2 separate regions of the Homo sapiens genome follow, and region 2 is linked to region 1. A link is a contact called in ENCODE Hi-C or POLR2A ChIA-PET data. All regions are on one chromosome and are shown on one strand. The core of a region is the stretch at or near the end of the contact, and the rest is flanking DNA. Distances in the headings are between cores, read along the strand shown. Region 1 overlaps KATNAL1 (katanin catalytic subunit A1 like 1). Region 2 has its middle 22 kb from the start of LINC00426.

Region 1 (2,548 bases), core at 20-2,519:
CAGTCCTCCAAATGTGATTAAAAATTTTGATAAATACATATAAGTATGCATGCAAAATAACATATTTTGTTTCATCTACTGTGGAACTTGTCTCCTGCAAACATTAAAGTTTTGAGGCTTCTCAGCACAGTTTTTGTCTCTTTTTGATTCTTGGGAAAGGGACTCTATCACTTCGTGTCTAATCTTAGTTCTCTCTTGAAATGTCTCTACCTCTGTTTTCCTACCTTTTCTCTTTCTATAGCTATGTATGTATCTGTAGCCCTCTAGATCCCATATGTGTATTCCATTTTTAACCACATGCCATATCTATTATTATCCCCTTTCCAGCCTCACACTTATAATTCACCTAACTCATCATGGAGTTCCGTTCCTCATATCAGAAAAGGTGACACATATGCATAATTCAAAGATAGGAAAATGGATAAAAAGCCATGAAGGTTGCAAACTAAGGGCCAAAACAGTAAGAAAAAGAAAAAAAAAGAAAAAAAAATGTGTTAACATGTTGTGAGTCTGATACAGCATATTTAGATGTTGGAATTAGACTACATCGTGAAATTTCTAGAAGGCCGGCAAAAACCGTATGTCTATCTATGAGGTAAACATACACTGACATCTTAATCCTTGGAGTTCAGTCCAGTTAAACAAGTATTTACTGAGGCACCCATTAGGTGGTATATGGCCTCTACCACACTGACCCTAGGAGGAGACAAAGACAAGCAATCTTGTGAAAGAAATCCTCAGGAAAGCAACTACAAAATAGTGCATAGTAATGGCTATGAGGCATTTTAAAATTTAAAGTATTATTACATTATCATCTTTAGGACATTAGTAGTCTTTTAAGCATTCTACCTATAAAATAAAAATGTGACGAGTCTGGTAAAGAATAAAAAATTGTAATTGTTAAATTGCTCTATTTCTAGTATTTCAATGTGACCACTGTTTTTTGACCTAATTTTTTTTTTTTGGATGAAGGGGTGGAAAGTAATAGAGTAAAACTTTACTTTTATTTGTATACACTTGTGTACATATAAATGTCTTTCCTGAGTCAGATTTATGGGTATGGCCAAAGACAATAAAATGAGACCAACAATCTTTTCCACACAGAATTTGCATCAAGTTTGCTCTTTTGTAAGCGGCTTCACCTGCTATTTAAATAGTCTGTTTTCTTTGTGGTCCTGCTTTTTAGACTCAAGAGCTAGCCAGAGCCTCTGCTCACCAACAGCAATCCCATCCCTCCCAGCTGGATGCCAGGCTGCTTGCCCATGGCTGGGCTTGCTGTGACCTCACTGCTCAGGGTGCACTGCAGCAGGTCTCAGACAACATTCCTTCTGCCTCCTCAGCTTGCGCTTTCCCCACCTCAGCTTGCGATTCAATGGCCGCCTAGGAGTCCTGCTGTAGTCCATTCTCCACACAAATCCCGCTCAGTAAAGCTGTATTGTGGAAGAATTGGTTCAAAGCTCTTACACAGGCTGCATTCTGAGTGTTTGCCATTACTGACCTTGTTCTGCCACTGAATATTCTGATGGGCTCCTAAATAGTCTGAGTGAAACTGCTCAAGAAGCCAGACGTGTCGTTTGTGGCAAGGCCCCTGTCTCATAGGAAGTGTGCCTCTGCTTTGTAAGTCTTCAGTTCCATCTCACTGCAATTGGATATTACATTTGTAACAGACTCTGTGGACTTCCCAAAGGACATCCTTGATTCTGTTCTGTACTTCTTTGTCCACTAGCACATCACTGCACAATGTCATGCTTCAATTTAAGGACTCAGTGACAGCTTCCAGGCTGTGTAAACAATAAAGGTCTCAAGGCTTCTTTTACTAGTCTCTCTGTAAAAATAGACTTTAGTAGGATTACATAGCATCCTTGACCTCTGCTCTAATGGTCAAACAGACTGACACAGTACTAGCTTACGGCACTTCAAATTTAGAGAATAACTGGTTAGATCTGCAGGTGAAAGACAAAAATATCTGTGCTGTGTTCAATTCTCCTATTTGAGATTTCCCTATAGGAATAAGAAATATGCCTTATTCTATCACATGCAAATAAGCCTCATCTCCTTCGAAATCCAATACTTCCTCTTTCAAAGCTATATTAAATATCAATATTATTTGTAAATGTTATTGGTACTGCTTTATATAGTCTAGATACGAGTCCTATGTCACATATATGCTTTGCAAATATCTTCTCCCAGTGTGTGATTTGCTCTTTTCTTTATTTTTGCATTTTATTTTCAACTTTTATTTTAGATTCAGGGGTACATGTACAGGTGCAAGTCTGTTATAAAGGTATTTTACCTCTCTTAATGGTATCTTTCTTGATAAAGAGGTCATGATTCTGTAAGTCCAATTTATCAATATTTTATATTTAATGCTTTAGTGGCCAGTTTAATAAATCTTTGCCTACCGCAAGATCATGATGATATCCCTCCCATGTTTTCTTCTAGAAGTTTTACTTTATTACTTTTAATATTTTAGGTATTGGTTATTTTATATTAATTTTTGTACGACGTGAGGTGGGGAAGAAGAGTATCTCGATTTTTTTTCACCCAA
Region 2 (2,548 bases), core at 17-2,516, 140 kb after region 1:
ACTGCAACCTCTGCCACCCGGGTTTGAGCAATTATCTTGCCTCAGCCTCCCGAGTAGCTAGGATTACAGGCACACACCACCATGCCCAGATAATTTTTTTTGTATTTTTAGTAGAGATGGGGCTTCACCATGTTGGCCAGGCTGGTCTCGAACTCCTGATCTCAGCCTCCTAAAGTGCTGAGATTACAGGCGTATTTTAGCTTTTTGAAGAGGGTAGGATGGAGAAAAAGATGAAGAGGGAGAAAACCAAACTTCCTAACTAAATTTTGTGAAATAATTATATTTCAGTGACACAGTGAAATTCTTTGTATGGTTGTTCTTTCTGAAAAGAGCGAAATGAAATAGGATTGAGAATCCTGACTATACCAATAGATTTTCTTTTAAGGCTGCGTCTGTTCTGCAGTGTTTGGGTAAAGCACTTTCTGTGCATTGTGAAATAAAACACGCCTAGATTGTTAAAAAAAAAAAAAAAAGGCTGTCAATTTTCCGTTAAAGCCTTTTATCTGTACTTTACCCCTTCCCTCCAGCAGATTCTAAACTCTTCATTCACACCCACTATTGTCACTTCCACACTAAATTAAACAAACTCAGTTCGATCACTGCAGTTTTTGGAAGCACAAAGTAACACTATACAAGTTAGAGAAAGTGAAAGAACTTCTTTCTAAATTCAAACGGCTGAACAAGGAAACATTCAGGTAGGCAGAGTCCTTGCAGTTTCTGTTCTTACCACAGAAAAACTTAAAGAAGCCACATTCTGGATGTTGTTTTTCATGTTAACAAAAAGTCCAGACGGACCCCATAGCTCACAGTGCTTCTTCTCACCCCTCGCCCCTCCCCAAACTCCATCGACCCAGAAGCATTAATTTCATAAGGAAGAGAAAACTTGGCTTTCTACTAAATTCAGCTCTGAATTCAGCCCTCCATTTCCCAAGGGCTAGGACCCAGAGCCAAGTCAGCCCGCCCCTCCCTCTCGCTCCCAGACCTGAGCTGCGGATGCTGCAGCCCAGCACTCCTCCAGGTTTGGAAAAGGCGGCTACGCTGGGCAAGTTTGGAAAGTTCTGGGAGAAGAGCGAAAGGAGGGAGTGTGTGTTGGCTCTTTTCCTTTCCTTGGAAAGCACTTAACAAGAATGACACCCTACCCCCACATCAAATGCCTTCTCTTGCAGTCCTGGTTGTTTTATAAAAACTGAGTTCGTGTCTTTAATGCCAGGATTTTCTTCCTGGTAGTAAGCATTGGCTAATGATTGCCAGTCGGCTTCTGCGTCTGTGTGCCATGTGACCTGGACACGTGACTTGGAGCCGGCTGTGGTTGTTACTTGTATTTGAATAAGAAGATCAAGCTTATTATTGCAGTAAAAGCCTGTGGGACTTGTCTGTGCAACGTGATTCCCCAGGCGGGTTACACAACGCACCGTACAGCCTCGTCTTCCAGAGGCTCCAGTTGTTTCGTAAGGTAAAACAAACACGATTTTATATTTTCCAAAGTGAAAGTCCATTTTCCCCCTGGAAAGTGTCTGATGATCCTGGAAAAAGATGAAGCCTAGTTTCTCCAAACCCTGTTAGTCCCCTTGGTACAGTAAGGTAGAACTACTGCCCAGCACACAATTAGAGAAAAAAAAACAAATCCAGTCTCCTTTTCAAATAAAGATTTAGGATTGACGTTAGAGAAAAAAACATCCAGTCTCCTTTTCAAATAAAGATTTAGGATTGATGTTAGAGAAAAAAACAGATCCAGTCTCCTTTTCAAATAAAGATTTAGGATTGATGTTAGAGAAAAAAACAGATCCAGTCTCCTTTTCAAATAAAGATTTAGGATTGATGTTAGAGAAAAAAACAGATCCAGTCTCCTTTTCAAATAAAGATTTAGGATTGACGTTACCTTTTACTATTTCCCCTTCTCCCTTCCTAAAAAGTCTTCAAGATATGCTCTTATCTACCTATAAAGAATTTACACTAAAAATGACGTTTTTAAATTTAAAATTTAAATGGCACGTTCATTTTGCGATTTTTTTCCCTTAGATTTCTACAACATTAATAGTTAAATTTTTATTGTCCACATACCCTGTAAAAGAGACATCAGAAGGATTCATCTTTTTGTAGGTGAGAAGAGCTGGATGTTCCCTTCAGGTTAGGATGTATGCGTGCATATATATATGCAAATATATGCAGATTTACCCCAGGAGGGCTTTTCCACGACCAAGAAGGTGACATCTTTACCATGCATGTTTTAATACTTTCCCCACCCCAATGCTGAAGAAGCCCTGCTATAATTTGCTTTCTTCTGCCTCTAAGGGTGATGACTCAACTACAGAGGCAAGATCAGGGAGGAACAATAGCTTTGGTTATCTCTAATGAGCGATCCAATAACCATCAAACCAGTGAGTTCTCTCAGCCCAAGGCTGGCGCCTCTGTGTGGAACCGCAAAGGGCACTTTTCTTTCTTTCTTTTTTTTTTTTTTTTAACTTTTATTTTAGGTTCAGGGGTACATGTGCAGGTTTGTTACACCGGCAAACTCATGTCACAGGGGTTTGTTGTACAGATTATTTCG

Evidence for each region. A loop is a pair of places that touch in the nucleus more often than their neighbours do. ChIA-PET counts read pairs that join two places held with the same protein, here RNA polymerase II (POLR2A). Pooled maps may share reads with other maps.
Region 2: a loop to region 1 is called in a pooled map, with 2.1 times the contacts of the local background. The contact joins two enhancer-like sites. A Hi-C loop is called at or near these places in 2 of 168 maps with a recorded cell type or tissue (PC-3 and prostate gland) and 11 of 50 pooled maps. POLR2A ChIA-PET finds 5 or more read pairs at or near these places in 3 of 52 experiments (AG04450, activated CD4-positive, alpha-beta T cell and naive thymus-derived CD8-positive, alpha-beta T cell).

What each region holds. Positions count from the first base shown.
Region 1 is chr13:30,256,229-30,258,776 of GRCh38, forward strand. The region is part of intron 3 of KATNAL1 (katanin catalytic subunit A1 like 1); the gene reads right to left. Among named protein-coding and RNA genes, the nearest start is that of KATNAL1, 50 kb to the right of the region's middle. RefSeq lists an enhancer at 1,296-1,796. Within about 2 kb of position 1,270, at least 2 of the 41 ENCODE cell types and tissues checked have a DNase peak (open chromatin) inside an H3K27ac peak, as active enhancers do.
Region 2 is chr13:30,394,330-30,396,877 of GRCh38, forward strand. No RefSeq gene overlaps it. Among named protein-coding and RNA genes, the nearest start is that of LINC00426, 22 kb to the left of the region's middle. Within about 2 kb of position 1,267, at least 40 of the 41 ENCODE cell types and tissues checked have a DNase peak (open chromatin) inside an H3K27ac peak, as active enhancers do.